Regions from separate parts of the Homo sapiens genome. Here region 2 is linked to region 1. A link is an interaction called in ENCODE POLR2A ChIA-PET data of the cell type or tissue named here. Cell type or tissue: PC-9. All regions are shown on one strand. Links, peaks and the distances in the headings refer to the core of each region. The heading gives the core; the rest is flanking DNA.

The links. ChIA-PET counts read pairs that join two places held together with the same protein. Peaks named below come from ENCODE experiments on the same cell type or tissue, not always from the same donor. Only the 100,000 strongest peaks of a DNase experiment are listed, where the experiment ranks them.
Region 2: POLR2A ChIA-PET joins it to region 1 with 5 read pairs; 3 of 35 experiments call an interaction of 5 or more read pairs at or near these places.

What each region holds. Positions count from the first base shown.
Region 1 is chr3:65,956,989-65,969,658 of GRCh38, forward strand. The region is part of intron 1 of MAGI1 (membrane associated guanylate kinase, WW and PDZ domain containing 1); the gene reads right to left. It overlaps LOC124900543 (a long non-coding RNA gene), which reads right to left. Exons shown (of 2, transcript XR_007095951.1): 2 at 11,727-12,670. Among named protein-coding and RNA genes, the nearest start is that of MAGI1-IT1, 8.8 kb to the left of the region's middle. RefSeq lists an enhancer at 6,796-7,995. In PC-9, for the core only: no CTCF peak of the experiment used is centred there; DNase peaks (open chromatin) are centred at 6,983 and 7,433; H3K27ac peaks cover 2,589 bases.
Region 2 is chr3:65,810,955-65,823,624 of GRCh38, forward strand. All of the region lies in intron 1 of MAGI1 (membrane associated guanylate kinase, WW and PDZ domain containing 1), which reads right to left. Among named protein-coding and RNA genes, the nearest start is that of MAGI1-AS1, 77 kb to the right of the region's middle. In PC-9, for the core only: no CTCF peak of the experiment used is centred there; no DNase peak of the experiment used is centred there.

The sequences.
Region 1 (12,670 bases), core at 3,937-8,936:
GAGAATCCTTCTCAAAAAAAATTATGTTATTGGGATTAGAAAAATGCATAGTCTAACCCAATCCTACAAGTCCACTCTGAGGCATACCCTAGAGAAATGAAAATACATATATACCAAAAGGCATAATGACAGTATAATAATTTGTAATAGTCCAAACTACAAGCAACACAAATCTCATCAAAAGTAGGACACATGAGTAAATGTAGATATATGCATGCTATAGTATTATACAGAAGTCAAAATGGGCTGGGCACACTAGCTCACATCTATAATACAGTACTTTGGGAGGCGTCGATGGGTAGATCACTTGAGGCCAGGAGTTCAAGACCTGCCTGGATAACATGGCAAAACCCTGTCTCTACAAAAAAAAAAAAAAAAAAAATTTAGCTGAGGATGGTGGCACATGCCTGTAGTCCCAGCTACCCGCGGCGCTGAGGTGGGAAGATCGCTTGAGCCTGGGAGGTGGAGGCTGCAATAAGCCATGATTGCACCAATGCACTCTAGCCTTGGCCACAGAGCAAGACTTCATCTCAAAAAAAAAAAAAAGAAAAAGAAAAGAAAAAGGAATGAACTACAGCTACATGCGACATGGACAAATCTCAATACAATGTTGAGGAAATGAAGTCAGGTATAAAAGAATCCATACTGAGTGAATCTATCTGTACAAAGTTCCAAAACAAGAAAATGGGAATAGAGGTCAGGACAATGGTTACCAGGGAGCGAGCCTACCCGGGGGCTTCCTGGTTGCTATTATGTTTTAGTTCTTTGTTGTTGTTGTTGTTGTTTTGTTTTGTTTTGGGATGGAGTTTTGCTCTTGTTGCCCAAGCTGGAGTACAGTGGTATGATCTTGGCTCATTGCAACCTCTGCCTCCCAGGTTCAAGTGATTCTCCTGCCTCAGCCTCCCAAGTAGCTGAGATTACATGCATGCAGCACCACGCGCAGCTAATTTTGTAGAAAGGGGGTTTCACCATGTTGTTCAGGCTGGTCTCTAACTCTTGACCTCAGGTGATACACCCGCCTCAGCCTCCCAAAGTGCTGGAATTACAGGTGTGAGCCACCGCGCCTGGCCTAGTTCTTGATTGAACTGTTGTAACCCATATGGACTGACTTTGTGGTAACTCATCCACTGCGATTTATGCCCTTCTCAATCAAATGACCTCCCTCTCCTTCCCTCTTCCTCCCTCTTAAAACAAAAAAGTAGGGACATTCATAAAACCTTCAAGTCTAAATCAAGTTTTTGAGACTTACACAGGAAAAAATAGGTACAGTGTAAGACATTCTAAATTTAGCTCAATATTCTTAACATGCAGGAACAACTCTATGGAGAAATCCCTTCACCCTCCAATGTTCAACTCAGCAACATTTTAAACTCTGTTCACATCCAATAAAGACCTGCTTATTGTATCATCAAAAAGGTATGCATGCAATCCATCTCAAGAAGAGGCTTACCTGCACAGTGACTAGGGTTTACTGCAATGACAAAGTCATTTCATGCCTTGACCGAAAATAGCCTTAGACTGGGTAAAAACTGGGCATTCTCTGCAGTGGTTCCTAAGAGAAGCTGAGGTTAGTGTGGAATTAAATATCCTTATCTGCATGGGTAGACTTAACTTCCAAAAGTCGTACAGAAGACAACAGAGTTCCGGGTAATATGGCCCATATATCGGAGGTTTAAAGCTGATGCCCATGGTGCTTGTGAGCAAAAATACACATTTAGCCAGGCGGGGGAGCTCAGGCCTATAATCCCAGCACTTTGGGAGGTCAAAGCAGGAGGATCACTTGAGGCCAAGAGTTCGAGACCAGCCTAGCCAACATGGTGAAACCCTGTCTATATTAAAAATACAAAAATTAGCTGGGCACAGTGGCGTGTGCCTGTAATCCCAGCTCCTGGGGAGGTTGAGGCACGAGAATCGTTTGAACCCCGAAGGCAGAGGATACAGTGAGCTGAGATCGTGCCACTGCACTCCAGCTTGGCCAACTGAGTGAGACTGTAACTCAAAAAAAAAAAACAACAAAAAAAACCACATTTTGCCCCTTGTCCAGAGTAGAAAGAATTGTGGTGCTTCTTACAACTGCCAAAGCCAAAGCCTGAATGAGTTCTAAAAGTCTCTGGAAGTTTCTGAGGGCACAGTCACTCCAAAAGATACAAATCCTGGGACTCTGAACTAGCTTTGTTTGACAGCCCCTTCCTTTGGTTAAATTCCAAAAATATCTCAGGCTCACCTCAAGCTTACTGCATTCAAACGTTCTCTGATTTCTCCTTCCTCTCTACTGCATCCTTTGTCTTCTACTCCCTTAAGACATTATTCCTTTCCTACTTGCCCTTTACTCAAGTTGTCTTTATCCTCTTAGCTATACAATGATTTAATTCAGTACAAAGAACATCACTATTCTACCCATCACTGATTCCCCAGGGCAAGGCACTATGTCTGTGCACAGTAAGTGAGTGATGCTCTTTTTGTTATTTTGGTTTTTCCTTTTTTGAGACAGGGTCTGGAGTGCAGTGGTGTGATCATAGCTCAGTGTAGCCTCTACTTCCTGGGTTCAAGATCCTCCCACCTTAGCCTACTAAGTAGCTGGGACTACAGACATGGGCCACCATCCCAGCATTTTTATTATTATTATTATTATTATTATTATTATTATTATTATTATTATTGAGACAAGGTCTCCCTATGTTTCCCAGGCTGGTCTCAAACTCCTGGACTCAAGTGATCCTCCCATCTCAGCCTCCCAAAGTGCTGGGATTACAGGTGTAAGGCACCACGCCCATCCTAATGTCTTAATGGACAAATAAATAAATTCTCTCTTTTTTTTTTTTTTTTTTTTTTTTTGAGACAGAGTCTCACTCTGTCGCCCAGGCTGGAGTGCAGTGGCGCAAACTCGGCTCACTGCAAGCTCCACCTCCCGGGTTCACACCATTCTCCTGCCTCAGCCTCCAGAGTAGCTGTGATTACAGGAGCCCGCCATCACGCCCAGCTAATTTTTTTGTATTTTTTAGTAGAGACAGGGTTTTACCGTGTTAGCCAGGATGGTCTCGACCTCCTGACCTCATGATCCGCCTGCCTCAGCCTCCCAAAGAGTTGAGATTACAGGTGTGAGCCACCGCGCCCGGCCAATAAATTCTCTTTTAATACTAGCAACAACAGAGACAAGTATCTTTCTGTTCTTGTCAAACCAATGACTGCAGCTCTGTATGTTTCCGGAGTGATTTAAACTTGCCAGATGAGCTTTTAGCCAGTCAAACTGATTTTCCTTTGAGCCTAGATTCCTCATGTGGAAAAGCTCCCAGAAAAGCTTGACTAGATAAGAAAAAAGTGATGTCTAGACAATTCTGCGTTAGCCTTCTGCTGGGAAAACCTCCAGCTGTTTCACTGAACCTCATACAACCAAATCATAGTTCACATTTCACAGATTCCTCACCAGGGTTTTGACATCTTGGGGGAAAAGAACTGAAGAAGGGTGGGCAAGACATCTGACTATAGGGCGGTTTCTAATAAAGCAATAAGTACAAACAATTCCAAGAAAACTAGGATGTCACTGGTCCCTGTGGTCACCAAACAAGAAGGATGTCTGTCCTATGTAAGGACACTGAAGAGGGGAAAAAGTGCGTAATCCTAATTTAATTATAATATTTTTTCCTATAATCAGAGAGGAGAAAGTCACCCAAGCTTGAAGCCAAAATTATAAATTTCATTGTCCACACAAATTGTACAAGATTTCCCTTGAGCAGACTGCAGGGAGGTGGGCTCTTGTTATCCTTCCTTCCTTTCAACTCTTCCATTTCTGTCTGTAATTTCCCCACCTTTGTTTCCATATAACTTCACCATCCTTGCTCCTATATGGCCACAAAGAAAATTCTGAGAAAAGAGTTGAAATACCCCAGTTAAATAGATTCCTTCCTTGTCTATTAAGAAGACATCACTCTTATTTACTTTCTGTACCTTGGCTCTAAGCTATAAGTTCATCTGTCTTTTCTATGCTATAGGCAGTACAGAGCATGGGCCAGCCTGAAATGGCAGGCCTGCAAAAATTGATATGCCAAATGAGAAATAAGAAAACTTGCTTTCAACTAACATGAAATCCCGGAATAACCTTTGAATTTCCATGACACCATTCATCTAGGGATAAGAGGGGAAGGCAGAAGGGGGCATTCCTGTGTCCATTTGGTGTACCCCTGCAACAGGCTATTACCACTTACTGCAATGCATTAAAGGTAGGACAGACAGCTAGGAAACGAACTGGTCTCTGTCCAGTCGAAGAATTAGTCAACACAAATCTACAGAAGTCACCTTGAGCTTGGTACTATCTACCCATAATGCATTTCCCCTCACCTCTTTAAATTCATTCAGTTATTCAGCCCCTCCCTTCCTGGGTGGTAACTACAACTGTTATTTTCAACTCCAGTTCCTTATGCAACACTGCAAAATGCATAACTGAACTGTACACTGTTAACTAAATAGATGATCAGTATAATAAAGAGTCCTCATGTAAATTAAGGAAAACATGTAAAAACCCCCCAAAAATCCACTGAAAAATCATTTGTGCATTCAACATAGAAAGACCCTTAAATATGCTATGCAGGGTATCTTAGAAAATAATATTAAAATGAAGCCCTCTTGGAGAAACTAATGACTTGTTTTTAAAGGTCTAGTGAGTGCCTAGATAGTGCCTTACTAAGGCATTCCGCAGAAAACAGGGTTCCTTGTATTCAGCGCAGTCAGGAGGTGAACTGATATCAAAGAACCACATCCATTCGTGTCATTTTACACGTTTCAAGAAACAAACTTTCCAATAAAGACAGACTCCATTCCTCTTCCCCCAACCTTCCTGTCAGGCTTCCCTTAATAAAGTTTCTGCCAGATAAACATCATGAATGTTCCATTGTGCTGAGAAGAAAGAAGTTTACAGCAAATTGCTTGGTTAGAGCTAAGAGTCTGGGAGCCACCTGAGCAAATCAGCTAAGTGCTTTGGAAAAAGCTATTTCCAAATTGGGACAGCTTCCATGAAGTGACTGGGCATAGTCTTCATGAAGAGGTTGTTTGTCTCCTCCTATCCGTCATATCAGTAGTTTCAAGATAAGAAGAAAGCATATTTGGACTGTTTGTTCTCATGGACATTAATCTGATTGTATTTTTTTTTTTTTTTTTTTTGACGGAGTCTCTCTCTGTCGCCCAGGCTGGAGTGCAGTGGTGCGATCTCCGTTCACTGCAAGCTCTGCAGTGGTTCACGCCATTCTCCTACTCAGCCTCCTGAGTAGCTGGGACTACAGGCACCCGCCACCATGCCCGGCTAATTTTTTTTTGTATTTTTAGTAGAGACGGGGTTTCACCATGTTAGCCAGGATGGTCTTGATCTCCTGATCTCGTGATCCACCCGCCTCGGCCTCCCAAAGTGCTAGGATTACAGGCGTGAGCCACCGCGCCCGGCCTCTGAATTGTATTTTTCAAGTGTACTAAAGTTCCTCCAGGAACTACACACACAACAAATGTACTTTCCAACTTGCTTATTTAGGAAGATCAGCTTTGTTACATCAAAACGTCCATTAGAAAGTCATGACACTGGCCAGGCGAGGTGGTTCACGTCTGTAATTACAGCACTTCGGGAGGCTGAGGTGGGAAGACTGCTTGAGGTCAGGAGTTCAAGACCAGCCTGGCCAACATGGTGAAACCCAATATCTACTAAAAACGCTGGGCGTGGTGGCCCACATCTGTAATCCCAGCTACTCAGGAGGTTGAGACACAAGAAACACTTGAACATGGGAGGCAGAGGTTGCAGTGAGCAGAGATCATGCCACTGTATTCCAGCCTGGGCAACAGAGCGAGACTCTGTCTCGGGGGGAAAAAAAAAAAAAAAAAGAAGCAGAAGAAAAAGAAGAAGAAGAGGAGAAAAGAAAAAGAAAGTCACAAAAAAATGAGCAGAGAAATTAGGTTTTACCTCAAGTGTCAGCAAAAAAAAAAAAAAAGTTAAAACAAGATGAGTTTTTTTTTTTAAACACTGCATATAAAACAATGAAGTAATTTGTTCAGAGAGTTCTGCTGTTAAAATAATGACAATCTGGCCAGGCGCAGTGGCTCACGTCTGTAACCCTAGCACTTTGGGAGGCCAAGGCAGATGGATTGCCTGAGCTTAGGAGTTCGAAAACAGCCTGGCCAACACAGTGGGGAAAAAAAAAAAAAATTAGCTGGGAGTGGCATTTGTAGTCCCAGCTACTGGGAAGGCTGAAGCAGAAGAATTGCTTGAACCCGGGAGGTGGAGGTTGCAGTGAGTCGAGAGCGCACCACTGCACTCCAGCCTGGTCAACAGAGCGAGACTCTGTCTCTTAAAAAAAAAAAAAAAGTAGCTCGGCCAGGTGTGGTGGCTCACGCCTGTAATCCCACCACTTTGGGAGGCCAAGGTGGGTGGATCACAAGGTCAAGAGATCCAGACCATCCTGGCCAACATGGTGAAACCCCGTCTCTACTAAAAACACAAAAATTCGCTGGGCATGGTGTCATGCGCCTATAGTCCCAGCTACTCAGGAAGCTGAGGCAGGAGAATCACTTGAACCCAGAAGGCGGAGGTTGTAGTGAGCCAAGATCGCGCCACTGTACTCCAGCCTAGGTGACAAAGCGAGACTCAGTCTCTAAATAAATAAATAAATAAAAATAATGACAATGTAATGTAGGATGGGCAGTTTGTAACTTTTCTATAATAATTCTTATATGATTTTAAAAGGGCCCTATGCGAACTACTTTAACATGCACTATTTTACTTGAAATCGCACAACACTCCCAAAACAGGAGAAAAATTTCATAAAGACAGAGAGCTTTGCTTGTTGTATACATTTATTTATTTCAAGATTTGGCACAATGCCAGGGATAGAGTGGTACTTAATGATATCTGTGGACTGAAGGTCAACACTTTTTCATATATTAGACAAATACAGCTCATAATGATTAAGAAATTTGTCTGAGACCACAAGGCTGGGAAATGACTAAGCCAAGCTTCCAATGAAGGGCAGTGAGTCAGATTCCTGAGTCTAGTTCATCTAATATAATTGTTAAGGGTGTTAACATTAATCTTTACTGCATCACATTTCTGCAAGGAAGCTTTGAGCCACCATCCTGAAGACTGAGAAACCAACACAATTTTAACCCATTAAGCACAGCAACTGCCCTGCCCTGTCTTTCAATATCCTGTCCCTGTCTCATTCACAGTGTACCTCTGCCCCCAGTAATTACCTTAGCGTCAGAGATCCACAAACAAAAACAATGTTAAGACTTGAGAGAAGCCAAACCACTCACCTGCTGAGGTATGGCAGCCCTAACTGTGGGAGTATCACCTCCCTACTGATATCAAAATCAGACCCTACAAAGGAGAAAGAAAGGTCATCTGAAATCACCTTGACACTCCAAACAGGGACTTATATCTGTGGGTCAGAGAGTGAATGAGTCATAGAGAGAAGAACACTTCATAGAACAGGGCATGAGTCACTGGTTCCTTTCTTATTGAGATAGAAAGAAAGGTATATCCTTTTATACATCTTGGGGGTAGTGCGGGGGCGGGGGGAACCACCATCTCTTTCATTTGCTCCCATTCTCATAGCTCCATGAACTGTCCACAAGTTATCACCGGTGAGTATGTGGTTCTCTTTTCAAGGCAGGGCTATCGCCCTTAACTTCCACTCCTCTCCAAACTTCAGGTTGTTTAGCACTAACTCCACTCAGACAGATTTTTTGAGCAGCTGCACACCTTTGTCTCCCTGACCAGAATCCCCAGGAATCATGCAAATCCTCAGGCATATCCTAGGTTCACTTTCAGGGGATTCCCTGAGGATGCCCCTTTTTTATGTTCAACAGCCTTAGGAAGCCACCCCCAAGTCCAACAGATACACAGTCCCCTTTTTGTGGATGTCCAGGCCACACAAGAAATGGAAAGAATTTCAATAAGAAACTCTCCCGGAAACTATATGCATATGCATATCTACTTCTAGGTACTGATGATGCCAAGGACTCTTTCATAAAGACAAGCACATTCGCCAAAGCCCCAAGGCATAATTAGCCTTGCTCTAAAACTTTCCTAAGTGGCCAGAATCTACTGCATATATTTTTCTTAGCCAAGAAACAGATGTAGAGTATAAATGGTTTTCCACTGAGTACCTTCAAAACAGATGCAACTATTTGGTAAATGTTCCATCTGCCCAGAGTATCCATTGTCAATGGAGACCAGACATACAAACTCCGAGGATCATTTAATTCAGTGTTCAAAAGAACTTCCATCATTTGCATCCCAGCCTCCTGACTTTTGCCACATATGGGTACCACTTCTACTATTCCACGTTACCCTTTTTAAAACCACTTTATTTTCATGTAATTAAATATATTTTAAATGGAAACTTCATATCACCTCTAGGAATAGACATGCAGAACCAGCTGCCATAAAAATGAAGTAACTAAAAGCAAATACATTGAAAGCAAAATCTTGCCATTAAAAGGTATGGTCTCTCAATTAGGAAGGAAAATTAGCAAATGTTAGGGGGTGCTGAAGACATATTAACACCTGATAGAGACTTACTTGATGTAATCTCAAGAACTGAGAAAGGATTAATGGAAGAGGAGGAAAGGAATGAATTTGAACTGAAGCAGGAACTCAAGTGAGAAGACAAAATCTGAGGACTCTGTTTCACCCTTTTTTTTTTTCTTTTTGGTTTTGTTTGTTTGTTTTTGAGACGGAGTCTTACTCGGTCGCCCAGCCTGGAGTGCAGTGGCTCACTTCAACCTCCATCTCCCAAGTTCAAGCAACACTCCTGCTTCAGTCTGCCTAGTAGAATGCACCACCATGCCCAGCTAATATTCTGTATTTTTAAGAGATGGGATTTCGCCATGTTGGCTGGGCTGGTCTCGAACTCTGACCTCAAGTGATCCGCCTGCCTCCACCTCCCAAAGTGCTGGGATTACAGATGTGAGCCATCACGCCCCACCAGTCACCCTCCTCTTTATACTGCTTACTATGGGTTACTTCTCAGAGATAGAAGACGGTATCAATGCCACAATCTAGGGTAAATGACCAACTGGAGTGTGGTTTGTCCTCAAAACTTCCATGTATGAGATAGAGTCAGTAGTATACTTATTTCTATTTTCTAACCTTCTTCCCACAAAATATTTTGGACAACAAACTAAGAGTAATTTGCTAGCATCTCAGAAGCTAAACAGGTGACCAATGATGGCACTGCCAAAATACCCCATGGTAATTCCTATTCAGCTAAGTCAGTTAAAGCCCATACAGCAAAAGCCCTCTGAATTGGAAATACTAATGGAAGGGACAGTATTTTACCAAACTACAAAAAACAGCAAGGTGTTCTCTCTTCTGCAAGACTGACTTTTCAATAGCTAAAAGTTACACCAAAATAATAATAATAATAAATAATAGTTAGGTGCGTCTACCTATTTGTTTTATTCAATCACAGAAATCTCTGCCACCTTATAGAATCCTGAAATTTCTGCATCTTGCGACTGACAAAAAGAGAAAGGGCAACTATTGGGAGGCCAGGGCAGGAGGATTGCTTGAGCCTAGAAGTTCGAGGTCGCAGTGGACTATGATGGCACCACTGTACTCCAGGATAGGTGGGCAGGGGTAGGGGGGAGCGGGGAGAGTGGGGGCGCGGCCAAAGCCTAGAGATTATGGCCATAGAAATAAAATAGATTTGTGATCAAACCCCATTGCTGCTAATTACGAGGCATCAGCTTGTTCATCTGCAAGTGGGGATAATCTGCTTAAGGTGGTTTTGAAGACCAAATGAGGCAATGTACATAAAATGTCTGGCACAGTACCAGGCACACAGTTGCTTCTCCCTAAAATCCATGACACCTACTGAATTAGTCTTTTTTAAATCCATGAAATGAACATTACTTTAGCACTTACTCTCTTTCATATACCAAATGGTTAATAGACAGTAACCGTTGTTTTAAGTGTCGTACATGTATTAATACATTTAATCTCACAAAACTCTATGAAGTTAGCACTACCGCGATTTCCATTATACAGATGACAATACTGAGGCACAAAGAGGCTCAGCAACTTGCCCAGAGTCACAGAGTTAGTGGACAGTAGACCAGGATTCAAACCCAGACAGTCTGGCACCACAGCACATATTCCTAACTACCCATACCATGGTGCCTTTGAAATGCTGGAGAAACATCACTGAAAAAGCCCAAAAAGGTAGACAGAGTGATAGACAGTTGGACAGCTATGTGATAAAACAGCATGGTAAAATGTCAGTGGCAGAATCTAAGTAGCGGGCATACAGGTGTTTGCTAAAAAATTCTTTCAACGTTGCTGTATGTTTAAAATTTTTCATAAGAAAACATCGGGAGGAGAGCAAGGAAGAGCCCAGAGTGTCATCTCCTCCTCAAAGATGGAAGCGTACTGAAAAAAAAGGTTACGCCAATAATGTCAGGATGAAAGGATTTCCCCACCCCGACCTGCCTCCCCTCCAAAAAGTAACCCAGTTAAAATCTATAGGCCACAGATTCCAGTTACAGGTTGCCCCAACTGGGGCCAATGGCTGAGAAACAGAGAGAAGCAGATGGGCTGTAAAACTGGGTCCTCTGCCAGCTAAGCTAGAGAAACCATCTCCCAATTGAAAGTGTTAATGGAAATGCCAGGCCAAAGCAGTCGACAGGAAACGTTTCTTGACGCTGTACATGCAAACAAATATGGCTTCTCCTACAAAGACAAAGAATGCAGTGGTCCAACCAGGCCTGTCTTTAAGTACTGGCAAGCACCCAAGGCAAGTTAACAGATTTCAACTTCTCAGGCTCTATAGATGAGTACCAGCTCTTGAAGACCTCCCAGGGGATGGAAGGGAAGGAAGAGTGAGGAAGGGGATTTCATCCAGGTGAAGCTGAGCCAGCGATTAAAGGGGAGGAGGCGTGAGTCTGCAGCGGTAATGCCCACACCTGGGGGTCAAGGAGGAAACTGAGGCAGTGCTCTCAAAGGAGACAGGTTATGTCTTTCACAAATGCTCCTATGACTGGTGCTGTACGGAATGTAATGAGATAAACCCTTGAACTGAAAGCCTGACAGCTTCTAGACTAGGTCTAAGGGAAGCAAGTAAATGAGAGACAGAAATGGAAAGAAAAATATGGTAAGAAAGGGAATTAAATTTTAGGCATGTTCTTATACAGTTGGCAAAAGTGAAAAATGATGCATCTTTTTGAAAGAGCAATTTGGCAATATCGAACAAAAACATGAAATGTGTCCACCTTTTGAACCAGGAAAGTCCACTACTGGGATTTTATTTTACAAATGCAATTATATGTGCATAAAGATCAAAATACAACGATATATTACTGATTCCAGCATTGTTTGTAAAAACAAAAGTCTGAAAAGAACCTTAATGCTCATCAGCAGAGGACAGGCTTAATGAATTACATACAGAACACTGATTCAAAGGTAAACTCCAAGTCATTGAAAAGAATGGAATCCATCTTGGTGCTGATGGAAAAAGAGCTCTAAAATGTAGCTGTAAACGTGAAGTGGAAAAAAACAAGGAGCAGAAACTCATATACACATATCATTTTTAAAATAAGGTGTGTGTGTATATGCACACAGATTCTCTATATAATATATATATATTATATTTTTTTAAAGGCGAGCAAGAGAAAGGAGGGGAAACAAGTATACTTGTATACGTATAAACAATTCTAGGACAAGAAACTGGAGAAGTCAGGATATTAGAGACTTTTCACTCTATACCCTTTTTTATTATGATTGAATTTTTTAATTCTACACAGTTTTCTCACTTTAAATTACATATATACGAATATTCTACATAAGACCATTTAAAATAAACTTTTATTCATAGGAAATGTAATGGTTTGTTTGAAATTTAGTCATAACATCCCTGTAAGTTTCATGCAATTAAATGCTTATCGTATGCTAAACATTTGATGAGACGACCTTAAATCCAAGGTAGTCAGAGAGCATATTTGTAGACCAAGTTTTACATGGGATACAATCAAAAGAAGGACTACGTAATTTGCTGTATTAGGAACATTTAGCAAAAGGCTAACACTCAGCTCAGAGTAATTCAAGCGAAAGAGTAAAGTTATTATCATACTGAGGTCCTTCATAGAACCCAAGGGAAGAATTGAGGCTGGTCTGGAGAACAAGGGAAGTGAAGACTTGAACACCGTGGGGAGTCTCTCCATCTTCATGACTTCATTTCCTCTCACTGTACAATAGTAGCTTCTTCCACATGCCACAAAACATTGCTCTCACAGTTCCTAGCTGTTATCTGTAACCATTTCACCGGGAGCGGAGTTATTTCTCAAGTTTGGAAGTACTGGCATTTTGGCTGGTATGGTTCTGTGTTAGGGGCTGGGGGGTGGCTGTCCTGTGCATTGTAGAATGTTTATCAGCATCCCTGGCCTCCATTCCCCCTCCTCGTAGTTGCAATAACCAAAAATATCTCCAGATATTGCCAAGTGCTCCCTAGGGGATAAAATTGCCACTGACCTGGGAGAAACTGAACTGCTTGCTCATTCACCTTCCCAAGTGCTGGGGAAGGACGCTGACTGCCTAGCTTTTGGCTCAAATGTGGCTGAATAACTAGAGCACGCTTGCACTCACAAGGTGACCCCTTCATAAGCTTGTGGTTTAAGGAGTTGTTGCTCTTTACCACTG
Region 2 (12,670 bases), core at 3,951-8,950, 150 kb before region 1:
CATGTTTGTTGGGATAATTAATCTGCTGATTTCTAAACAAAAGATTGATAAACAATTGAATGAATGGTCACACATGGACAAACGAAAGCACACTTGCCTTCTCAATCAAGTATTGAATGTTAGGTTCTGAAAACTAACTATAGAAAATACAGTATCAAAGTATGTATACAGAAAAGCCAAAAACTGCCACACAGCCTTCATTATTTTCCTACAGGCAACTTCATAGGATAATCCTTGCATCTTGGCTCTTCAACATTTGAAGAGCACCTATTGTGATAGCAACGTCTTATCACCCAGCCTCTACTGACATGAACAAACAATGAAAGACTATATTCACTGACATTCCCCGGTAAGAGGCTAGGAGACTAGTGTCTAAATGTTGGGTTGCTTTTTTTCTTATTCCATTAGACATTTTTAGATTCTCAGCCAAGCCCAGAAGCCAACCCTCTTCTTGGGAAGCTTCCTGCCAGATCTCCATGGGGAGCCCCCAGGCAGCCATATTTGGACTGGGAATCCAACCTCCACTCATCGACCAAGAGCAGTCACCTGACTCATGCTTGGCAAAGCAGAGTCTCTTTCTAAGGAAATGTGGAGCTATGACTGAGAGCCAGCTAGTCAGTCTCTGTGGGTTCCTGAAACTGCAGAACGAGCTAAGGGTTATTCATGTTTTCTTTCACATGAAAGCTGGGCTGCAGAGAAAGAGATAATGTAGCAAAAATAAATAAATAAATACACAAACAAAAAAAAAAACAAGAAAAGCAGAGCCAAGACAGAGAGGTAAACTGATAAACTTTCAGGTCCATTCCTAAGTACCAGTCCATTCTTGCCCAAGTGGCATGAGCTAACCCTGTAGCTTTATTATAAAGAATCCCCCCTTGTTCTTTTACTTAAGCTAGTCATTACCAGCTAGTTGATTATAAATAACATGTATAATCTAATTTCCTGAGAATTTTTAAATCTTTTGTATGTTTACGTGTGTGTGTGTGTGTGTGTGTGTGTGTGTGTGAGAGAGAGAGCGTGCACTCGCAGCTATAAACACAAAACTATTTCTTTTTGCGCAAACTCCCACAAAAACTCGGCGGGAGAGGAGGTAATCTCATGATCTCTGCATTAAGCCAGCCTGAAATTGATCTGTGTCTCTCCGTAACTCAAAGCCAAGCTATTTAAATAGCTCTCAGGAAATGCTTTTTCCCAGACACCAGACACATAATAAATACTTTTTTTAAGTGTAGGAAGAAAAGAATAATATACCACCAACCTGACTAATCTTATCACATTCCTGACTCAGTACAGATGCAACATAAAGGCTGGCACAAAGCGGGTATTCTAAAAATGTTAATTGTTGCTGTTATTGTTATTATTTACCTGTTCCTGGCCCAGTGCTCCCCAGCAGGGCTAGCATGATGGGGGCACACACTGCTGTGACCCTAAATACATTACGGTTGAAAAAATTACAGGATTTTATAATTTTATAAAATCTCTCTCTCTCTTTCTCTCTCTCTCTCTCTCTCTCTCACACACACACACACACACACACTTCTCTATCATTTTCTTTTATTTCAGGACTTATTTATCCAAGTATCTTATGGTTTCAAGTTTGGCAGAACTACAAGCCAGTACTGAGCAAGGACCGAATAAAATTATAGGATCATTATAAGAGTTAGCAATGATACATTCTATGTTCCAAAGAAATGCTAGACCACATTAAATCAATGATATAAACTGACTGGTTAAAGTTAGTTTACTTTTTTTTTTTTTTTTTTTTTTTTTTTTGAGACAGAGTTTTGCTCTTGTTGCCCAGGCTGGAGTGCAATGGTGCAATCTCAGCTCACCGCAACCTCCGCCTCCTGGGTTGAAGCGATTCTCCTGCCTCAGCCTCCAAGTAGCTGGGACTACAGGCATGCACCACCACACCCAGCTAATTTTTGTATTTTTTAGCAGAGATGGGGTTTCTCCATGTTGGTGAGGCTGGTCTCAAACTCCTGACCTCAGGTGATCCGACCGCCTCAGCCTCGCAAAGTGCTGGAATTACAGGCTTGAGCCACCGCGCCCAGCCTAGTTCACATTTTCTAAAAGAAAAAAAAAAAAGTCAATTTCTTTTTTATTAAAGAGAAGCAACATAAAAATACACAGTCACAACAGCATTCAAGGAAACGAAACCATCTTCATTCTTCTGAAAGAATCCAAAAGGAGTGAGAGGTGAACATGGCATTTGCACATATACCTGAACTGACTTCCAAGCTATCCTCTTTGTCTCACCAAGCGCCACACCCCCATTTCTCCCAGCTTGTTCATGAATCTAGCATGGATTGGGTGAGGCCTGTAACAACTGAGGCTCCTTTTATTGTTCACTCCTCAACTGGCTGCTCCAGGAAATCCTACAGCATGGCAAAACCATCCTTAAGCAAAAGCTAATGGAAGGCAATTTGGGGGAAAAGGAAGAAAACAAGGAAATAGGAAGGAGATGCGAATTATGAAAAAAAATGACCATTAAGAAACAAATCAAATGGACAAAATGAGCTTCTATTTAGGGCCTATGAAATTAGCAACTACTCAGAAAAAATATATACTACATAGTAATGGTGGGGATATAGAAAAAGAGCAGTCTCAGAGTTGACTATGGGTAAGTAACTTGTTTCAACCTTTCTGGGAGGAATTTTAGCAATGCACATCTCTTTAACATATGTATCATCTTTGACCCAGCCATTCCACTTCTAGAAATTTATCCTACAGAAATAATGAGAAATACGCAGAATGCTTAGGGTACACAGATGTTTAGAACAATTAAAGTCATAAAATGGTATTTATAATAGGGAGATAATGGTGCCAATCTAAATGTTCCATATTAATGGAGTGGTTCCCTGAAATATAACACACATAATTAAGTCCAGGGTTCTTCAAACTTTATTCTGAAAAGCTCAATGAGTCTCTCGGACATATCTAAAGGTACCTTGCAGGAGTAATGAATGAATCCCAATAGACAGGTCTTGCTCCCATTCATCCCAGACTTAGCCATCCTCATAAAATTATGGGTACGGAAATGATGCTACTGCTTAAGCAGCAAACACAAAATGGTTAGATGCTAAGGACTATTATGCAGCCATTATAAATCATGTTACATAAAAATATACACAAACTAAAAAGAACAAGTGGCACCCCAGTATCTAGTAAGCTTCAGAGGAGATCGGGTCTTTAGTAGCTGCTAAAGATATAGATTACTCTGCCAGACACAGGGTGTCTCATCACTAATAAACTCCTAATAGTGGGTATCCTTCTTTCATATTCATCTACATAAAACAGTCATGATAAAATTCATTCTCTAAGGTGGTAGTAAAAATTAGTTGAGATGATGCATGTAATGGTGTTTACCTCAATGACTGGTACACAATACTCCATCATAGAAGTTCTTTTAATGTATATCAATCTAAGGCTTAGAATTTCACATTTACCAGTATTTATTCCTCACCTCTCATTCACACAGCATTTGAAATCATCATCAGCTCAGACCTCCTGACTTTCATGGAAGGCATCCATGAAATCAAGTCTTTTAAAAAGTCAAAAATGATTTCTTTCGCCCAGAGGATTCCAGTCTTTGAACTACATAATTTGGATTTTTTGTTCTGTTTTGTTTTGTTTTTCAGCTAAGAAAGCAAGCACTTCATTTCTTAAGCAACCGCACCTCAGCACTAACAACCCCAGCAGACTATCTTTCCCTCAAAATCACAGGACTGCTCATAGAATGCTCAGAGCATCACAGAATCTTACAGAACTCTTTTATAAAGAAAAATATGGCTGTCATCTTTTTATGTCTCTAAGAAATGACAATAATTCAGATTTCAATTCTATAGTGATTTGATTTGATCATTTTAAAACAAAGACATAAAATGGTTCATTTATATAACCAGTTGCTAAGAGTGTTGGCATTTTAATAGGCAGCTTATGAAAACATACTTTTTGAAAGAAAATACTAATATCTACAGAGAGGAAAAGGATGAATGAAGCTCATAAAATTTAACTGCATTTTAGTTTTGATTTGGGAAAGCTGCAAGATCATCCACTTGGGAAACACAGCAGCTGTATTTCTAAGTCCTGCCTCGTACAGTTCCCCACCAGTTGCTGCCATGAGAGCCCCTTCTCTAGAGGGAGGCGGCAGCATTCGTATCTGCTCTCTCCCTGCAACCTGTGCTGCTGAGCTAGTGGAAATCTCAATGATTCAAGGGACTGAATAGAAGTTCCTTTCGTCAAAAAGTCTGACAATTCTGGGGCCCATGATCTGGGAATGAAATATCTGTCCTAATCCAGCCTGGGGCCAACACACGGTTGTTGATTGCTTTAAAGAACGAAGCACTACCAGCCTTAGCTGTTTCTCAAGAGAAAACACCTGCTAAGGGCATTTTCATTCATTCCAACTGAGCAGTTTCAAGGATCTAACCAAGAAAGCAGAGCAAGCAACTTCTGGTAGATAAGAGCAGACTCTATAGATGCCTTCCTACGCCAAAATACCTACCCCTCCCCCAGCTCACTTGAAAGGAGTGCCTAAATTCCCACCTTAATTCGTCATTGGATATATTAAAGAAAATATTTAAAAGTTCCCTAACAGGCAGAGCAAAATCCATGAAGTCAAATCATATAGTATTATCTTAGCAAGAATGTTATTTTAAAATAGCATATTCTATACTATTAAACATGTAATATTTTAAAATATATTTTATTACTTGTCATATACATTTGAAATATTAAAATTATATCATAAAATATATTTTTATTAAGGGCTTATGTGCCAGAGACTGTCACCAGTGATTCATATACCTTATCTTAATTAATCCTCACTTGTTTCAAGGCAGGTACCAGTGTCCACATTTTACACATGAAGTAACAAAAGCCTGGACTGGCTAAATAACTAACCAAAAGCTACTCAGCTAGTAAGAGGCAGAACTGACTCCCCAACGCAGAGATCTAACATACTCCACTGCCTCTCTCTAAGCAGAATTCAAAGGAGGACAAAGGAAAAGAAAGGTACTAAGTTCAGGAGACACTGATTTGTATATTAAAAAATAAAGTATTATTGTCTACAATGGTAGTTGTGAAAGTTGGCAGCTGATTGGAATCACTGAGGGCATTTTTTCAAATAGTGGTGCCTGGGTCCGAGCCCCCTCCCCCTCCCAATTCTGATTCTAATTGGCATTTTCAAACACTCCCCAGGTGATTTTAATGTAGAGTCATGGTTGGAAATCACCATCTAGAAGGATTTGGAGTAGAACTTAAACGTTCATAGAGGACGCTTAGTGAACAAACAAGGTTTTAGAAATCTCTAGAACAGGACTATCCAAAAAAAAAACACTTTCAGTGATGAAAAATTTCCATAATCTGCACTGTCCAATGTGGTCGCCAATGGCAACAATGGCTACTGTGACTAAGGAGATGAATTTTACATTTCATTTCATTTCAATGAATTTATATTTAAATAGCCACATGGGGTAGTGGGAACTGTACTGGACAGCACAGCTGCAGAGATCTGTCAATGTGCCTCTGCTTTATTGATGAAATGTGTCAACTGAGATGTTGACCGTAAACAAAGTGGCAAGTACATGAGCTCCTACTGTCCATATCAATTATTTGACATGACCGATTGTCCAAAATGGAGCTTTGTTAACAAGTCAGATGCTCTGAGTAGCTAACAGGGGAAAAAAAAAAAAAAAGATCAATGCCATGGAAAATATGTCAAATATATTTAGCTAAATACTCTTTAAGGACATAATTCTTCAGGTCAGTGTTAATTTGCTCCCTATAATGCAAGAACCAGTTGCTAGCCATGGCCAGTATAAATGCCAATATCATCACCGTAATGCAGAGGAAAGAAGAGAATTTAGGGATGTAAAATGTTTTGTCAACAACTTCTGCTGTTACTGTGGGTCAAAAGAATCTCTTCTTTCATCTTCATATCTTTGGCACCTACTCCAGTACTTCAAATATCTATTCAACGGACTAAAAAATAATTTAATGATAGCGGAATAATGGAGCATTTATGCATTATCTTGCATATTGTAGTCAATCATACATGCAGAATAAAAGGGTTTGGACATAAATTGCAATTCATAAAAATTACCAATATGTCTCACTTTTATTTCAATAAAAATTTGTTTCCTACTTAGGTGCATAACATGCCTGTGTACCGAGCTATTATACATTCCTTAATTTGAACTACATGACTACATATGTCAATGGACTAATTCTGAAGATGTGCATATTCCCCAAAATTTTGATATAGAACTATATGCTTTTTTAAAGGTCTCAGATTATTTGAATTTTGTATATCAGATGTTCACATATATTATATCTGAACTTAATTTAATTTAGAAATGCTCTGCAGTAAATTATACTTAGCTAATTGTACGTATAAATCCCTCCATAGTTAAAAATAATTTTATTATATTCTGAATGGAGCTTGCAAAAAAGAAGACATCATTTATGGCTCTACATTTGCCTTTATACGCAGTAATACTAAAACCCAGGCATGGTACCAATCTACATGAAAACAAGAGCTTAGCTTCAAAAATTAAACTGCCTGGAGAGGAAAAGCTAAAAACATACTGATATACTTCTTGGTCCAATAATATACTCGCATTTCCTCCCATTTTTCCAAGATGAAGCCAGGTTAACAACTGAGTAGTGTTAGAAAAGAAAGAGGGAGAGTGATTAATGACACTGAAAATGTGTAAAATGTGCTCAATTCATCAGTTGCTTTGAGGACACAACTCTTTTGGACCATTCCTATTCTGCTCTATGTCATCAAAGTAACAACTACTGCTGTGGCCTCAGTAAACACCACTTTTATCACAGTAACAAAAAAGGAGGCTTTGCCTGTGTTTTTAAGCTAATGACATTGCAAATGTAATAGAACAAGACACAATGGTCTAATAAAAAAGAAAAGCTAATCGTAAAAGAAATTTGGACTACGATAATGGCTTAAAACAGTCAATTCCAAAGCAAGAGACCATGGTAACTAATTGTTCCATTCTAGTTACACAGGGAAAGCCAAAAGACATAATGCATTAACTGCAGTTAGAAAACAACTAAGTAAAATTATGAGTGTGTGTGTGTGTGTGTGTGTGTGTCTCTCTCTTTGACTTTCCTTTGTTAAAGAGAATTATTTTTAAATCTGCAGTCCTTAAAACACATACACACACAATATTCTATGTTACTCAAACACTGTCCCAGTCCAGAAAACACTGATTAATTAGTCCTCCATGAGTTATCACATACATTTTTCTACCAAGCATTCACTGTGCTATTTTGGTTAGTTTCTATGTCTGTCTCAATTTAATTCAACAAATACTTACTGAGGCTCCATTTGCCAAGCACCATACCAGGTGCTGGAGACCTGATAATAAACATGGTAAGTTTCCTGGTCTGATGGAACAGCATCTAGATTTACAGCTGAATAAAGGGCTGAGTGTTAAAGAGAGTAAGCACAGCGTGCAGTCAGAACAAATAGGGGGGTCCAACCCAGACGTGGGAGAAAGGAAAGACTTCCCAGAAGATGCAGCCCAAACAGTGAATCCACGTTAGCCACAGAAGATGCAGAGGGGCAGAGGGTAAGGAGTTGAGAGCACTGCTGGCCCAAGAAATGCCTTGTACAACAGCGCAGCAATGGACAAAACACTGCATGAAGGAGGAACCCAACGTTTAATAACTCAAGGGGAAGGCAGGGAGTTCAAGATGAGGCCAGAGAATAAGCAGGAAGTAGTCACTGAAGAACTCATACATCTTACTGAGGAGTTTCAACTTTTATTCTGAGAGCACGAGGGCACCAGATTTGAGTTTTATAGGACAATTGTTACAGCAGCCTTGCACAGAGAAGACTGGAGCGTGCAGGAAGCCAGAATGCAGAAGACTCCTAGAACACTAGCTCCCAGAAAGTAGTTTATCACGGCTCAACAAAAGATCAATAACGTTGATTGAATTCCATTCATACTAGAAAACATATCTATTTAACTGTACCCTCAGAAAAATTTATAATTCTATCATGCTTTATTAACAAGGCATATGGTCCAGGAACAGTGGCTCATGCTTTGTAATCCCAACACTTTGGGAGGCTGAGGAGGGCGGATTACAAGGTCAGGAGTTCGAGACCAGCTTGGCCTACATGGTGAAACCCCATCTCTATTAAAAATACAAAATTAGCGGGGTGTGTTGGAGCATGCCTATAATCCCAGCTACTCAGGAGGCTGAAGCAGGAGAATCACTTGAACCTGGGAGGCGGAGGTTGCGGTGAGCCAAGATCGTGCCACTGCACAGCCTGGGCAAAAAGAGTGAATGAAATTCCATCTCAAAAAACAAACAAACAAACAACAACAACAAAATAAACAAGGCATATGATCTCCCAGCAACAGAATATGCGATTTTAACTGTTTTATCATTGCTTAATTCACTTGACCTAAATTTTATGCACTGTACCCCTTCCCTCCACCCTCACATTGGTCATCCTAGTGACCAATGTATACAAGTGAATAACAGCAGGACAGTTAGGGCTAGAGAGATCTTCCTTCAAACCAAGTTAACTCATTTATTTACAAAGTTGATTACATCAACTTAAATGCTGAAATCCACCCCAGCATTAAGGCAAAAAAAAGTAAGGTTGAGGCTGGGCACAGTTGCTCACACCTGTACTCCCAGCACTTTGGGAGGCCAAGGCGGGTGGATCATGAGGTCAAGAGATCGAGACCATCCTGACCAACATAGTGAAACCTAGTCTTTACTAAAAATACAAAAATTAGCTGGGCGTGGTGGTGCATGTCTGTAGTCCCAGCTGCTCAGGAGGCTGAGGCAGGAGAATCGCTTGAACCCAGGAGGCAGAGGTTGTAGTGAGCCGAGATCACACCACTGCACTCCAGCCTAGCCACAGAGCAAGACTCCATCTCAAAAAAAAAAAAAAAAAAAAAAGGAAGGTTGAGGAATAAAGGCTGCTTAGGTCAACAGAAACTATCAATTCAGAAATTGCTAAGCAGAATTATGTATCTTTATATTAAGCAAATATACTGCACTGGCATGTGTATATAACTCAAGAATCATCCCACTGGACAACTGGGATGTTGTCCCAGCATTTTATTAATCAGTTGATTGACCTTTGAACAGACTTACTAGAATACCTGACAATCAGCAACCAAACAGAAACAAATCTTTACTTCCACACAAGCAAGGTTTCAAAGTGAGAAAAAAAAACTGCCACACTTGTAGGCAGTGTTATTTACTGTGGCAATTTTTTTCAGCCTTTCAGCTTGCACTGCATAGAATTTACCATTATCAGGGAGATCCTCAGAGAGGAGACCCTGGTGCTTTTCTGCTACAGTTTTAGAAGCTTGTTCATTCATTATCCTCTGAGATTTATCCAGGATTTCTTGCTGTTTACAGCCTATCTGTGGTGATCACATCTCATCTCCAGTCACATGGGCAGTGTGATCCTCCATGTCAAGGGGCTGATGGATACAAGGGGTAGTTATGGCATAGGGATCTCTTTTAAGTCGAGGAGTACTGCGTCCACCCTACTTTAGAAACATACACATTAGGCGTCCTTAATCTTTCGGGGTCATGAGCCTATGGTGTCACAACTCCCTAGAATCACAAAATATTGAAAGCAATTTCTTAAGTCTATTCATGCACCCCTCAATGTAGGTGGATTACCTAGGATTCTTCAGGTCACAAGAAAAAGGAAATCTAAATCAAACTAACTCAAGTTCCCTAACCCCCAGGACTCTGTTGTCTTAAGTAAATAATGTGCTTCAGGCACATTTTGAGTAGTCTGCATCATCAAGGCTCTCTTCACTTGGGGCTTTATTTTTAGGAACCCTGTGTTAGTACCATAGCAACTAACTGTTCCAGGTCAATATCATCCCAGATTCAAGGCCACAGGAAAGAAGGTGGTACCCTTCTCCTGACACACCAACAAAACTCACAGTAATAATTCTAATTTTTCTGACTGGGTCACATGCTTGTCCCTGAATCAATCACTGTAGGCAAAACGATGTTATTCTCTATTTGCCCAATCTTGGGCCACATGCTGACCCCAGGAGCCGGGGGTCAAATCTGCAAAGGAAAGGGTGGTGGTAGTTAAAGTAAATCTAGGAGGCTCTTGGGGGAAGACAGGTGCATGGGTGCTAGTTACAAACTCCCAATCTACAGACTGAATTTAAGTAGACTAAACCTTTGCATTGGAATCTTAGTATCACAGGATTGTAGAACTCAAGGAAACAAAGTGATCTTAACCAGCAACTCTCAAAGTATGAACCTGGGGTCCTGGAGGTCCTGAGACCTTCTCTGGACTCCCCAAGATTGAATCATTCCCCTGCCCTGTTTCAGGCCCCGAGGTCTGCCAGAGTTTGGTCATAGCATATATGTTTATGTGACTGGTATCCTCCCCATGACTACAAGCTCCATATAATTAACGTCCACGTCTGCCATGTCTGCTGCATGCCTGGCATGCTTCCTGGAAGTCAACAGTGTCTCCTGGATGAGAAACTGAATACATTAAAATACAGCCATAACACCTGGATATTTCCTTGGATCTTTATCTGCAAATGCTTTCTTACCAAGTGAACCACTAAAGACTTTGTCAATCCAATCTTCTCAGAGGTCTAAGATGTTACAAAAGTAAAGACATTGGATTCTTACCCACCAGCATGGCTCTAGCAGCTATTATGACAAAGCACAGAAATCACTCCGAACCTACAGCCAATGTCAAACCAAAAGAAGCAACATCATCATCACAATACAGTCATCAATTTACCTGGGCAAAGGGGATGCTTGGTTCCCCTAGGACTTCACATATTCAGATGTGGGCAAAATTTAAGACAAGCAGCTAAGATACCAGAGGGCAGAGAGTGAGATGTCAGTGATGATAAGGCAACTCAAACCCTAACAAGGCATGATGGCTTAGACACACTAATAAACCCTGAGACAAATATGATTTTTCAGAAGTTCTTTTCCACATTTCAAGATGACCATTTCAACCTGACCAGATCACTCCTTTTATTCATTCATACAAAGATGGAAAGCATCAAGTGCCTATAACACCTACCAACCTAAAGGAAATACAAAGAGCAGAGGAACATGTAAACTAACACCACAGGGATGGGATCAGGTAATCCACACTATGGGAAACTACAGGGCAAACAACCCAGTTTCTTCAAATATAAATTCCAGGAAGAAAGAGAGATGAGGAAGGTCAGGAAGGAGGGGAGAAATGAAAAAGGAATTTAATAGATAAAAAGAAACATAAAAGACCAATTGTATTAGACTGTATATTCAGTTTTGTATATTGCTATAAAGAAATACCTAAATCCAAGGCAGGCAGATGACTTGAGGTCAGAAGTTTGAGACCAGCCTGGCCAACATGGTGCAACCCCGTCTCTACTAAAAATACAAAAATTAGCCGAGTGCGGTGGTGCATGCCTGTAATCCCAGCTACTCCGGAGGCTGAGCCAGAAAAATCACTTGAACCCAGGAGGCGGAGGTCGCAGTGAGTTGAGATGGCACCACTGCACTCCAGCCTGGGCAACAGAGCGAGACTCTGTCTCAAAAAAGTAAAAAATAAATAATAAATAAATAAAAAGAAATACCTGAGGCTGGGTAATTTATAAAGAAAAGGCGTTTAACTGGCTCACAGTTCCACAGGGTGTACAGGAAGCATGATGCTGGCATCTGCTGGGCTTCTGGGGAGGCCTCAGGAAGTTTACAATCATGGTAGAAGGTGAAGGGAGAGCAGGTACATCTTACAATGGCAGGAGTATGAGGAAGATAGAGTGTGAGGGTAGAGGTGATACTCACTTTTAAACAATCAGAGCTTGCGAGAACTCACTATTGAGAGGACAGGACCTAGTGGGATGGTGCTGAACCATTTGTGAACCATTGCTGAACCTGCATGATCCAATCACTCCCACAAGGCCCAAACTCCAACACTGGGGATTACAATTTGACATGAGATTTGGTGGGGACACAGATCCAAACCATATCACCAACCAAATACAATGTGTGCACCTCACTTAGATCCTTATTCAAACAAAGAGAAAAAATATTTTGCAACATTTGGCAATTAGTAATTTGAATACTGGATATTTGACAACTAAGGTATTACAGCTAAATTTTTTAACTTTAACTGTTTTAATCACATATATTTAAAATACCCCTCTTAGATGTAAATATTGAAATATATATCATATAAAGTGATTTGACATCTAAAAATTATTTCATAATAAAATAGGAAGGATGAAGCTAGTGGGCCTGGACAGAATTAAGCAGAGTTTGCAAAAGTGGATGACGGTACAATGGGGTGTCTTATGTTATTCTGTCTACTCTTTCTATGGTCCATTATATTTTCTAGAGGAAAAGGAAAAAAACTTCCTCAAAAGCAGGGATGTTAGCTATCTTGTTCTGTTCTATTTCCAGTGCCCAGCACAGTTCCTAATACATAGTAGGAGCTCAATAAATATTTGTTAAATGAAAGAGAGAACATTTCTTATTCATTCCACTAGTCCAAGGCTCATGGGAGCAATGTGGTATGCCATATAAAGCTATATAAAGCCTTCCACAGCCTGCTTCTCCTGACACACACATTGCATACACTGTTGTCAACAACCTATCTTTATTCTCTTTCTCACTGTCATTACTGTTACAC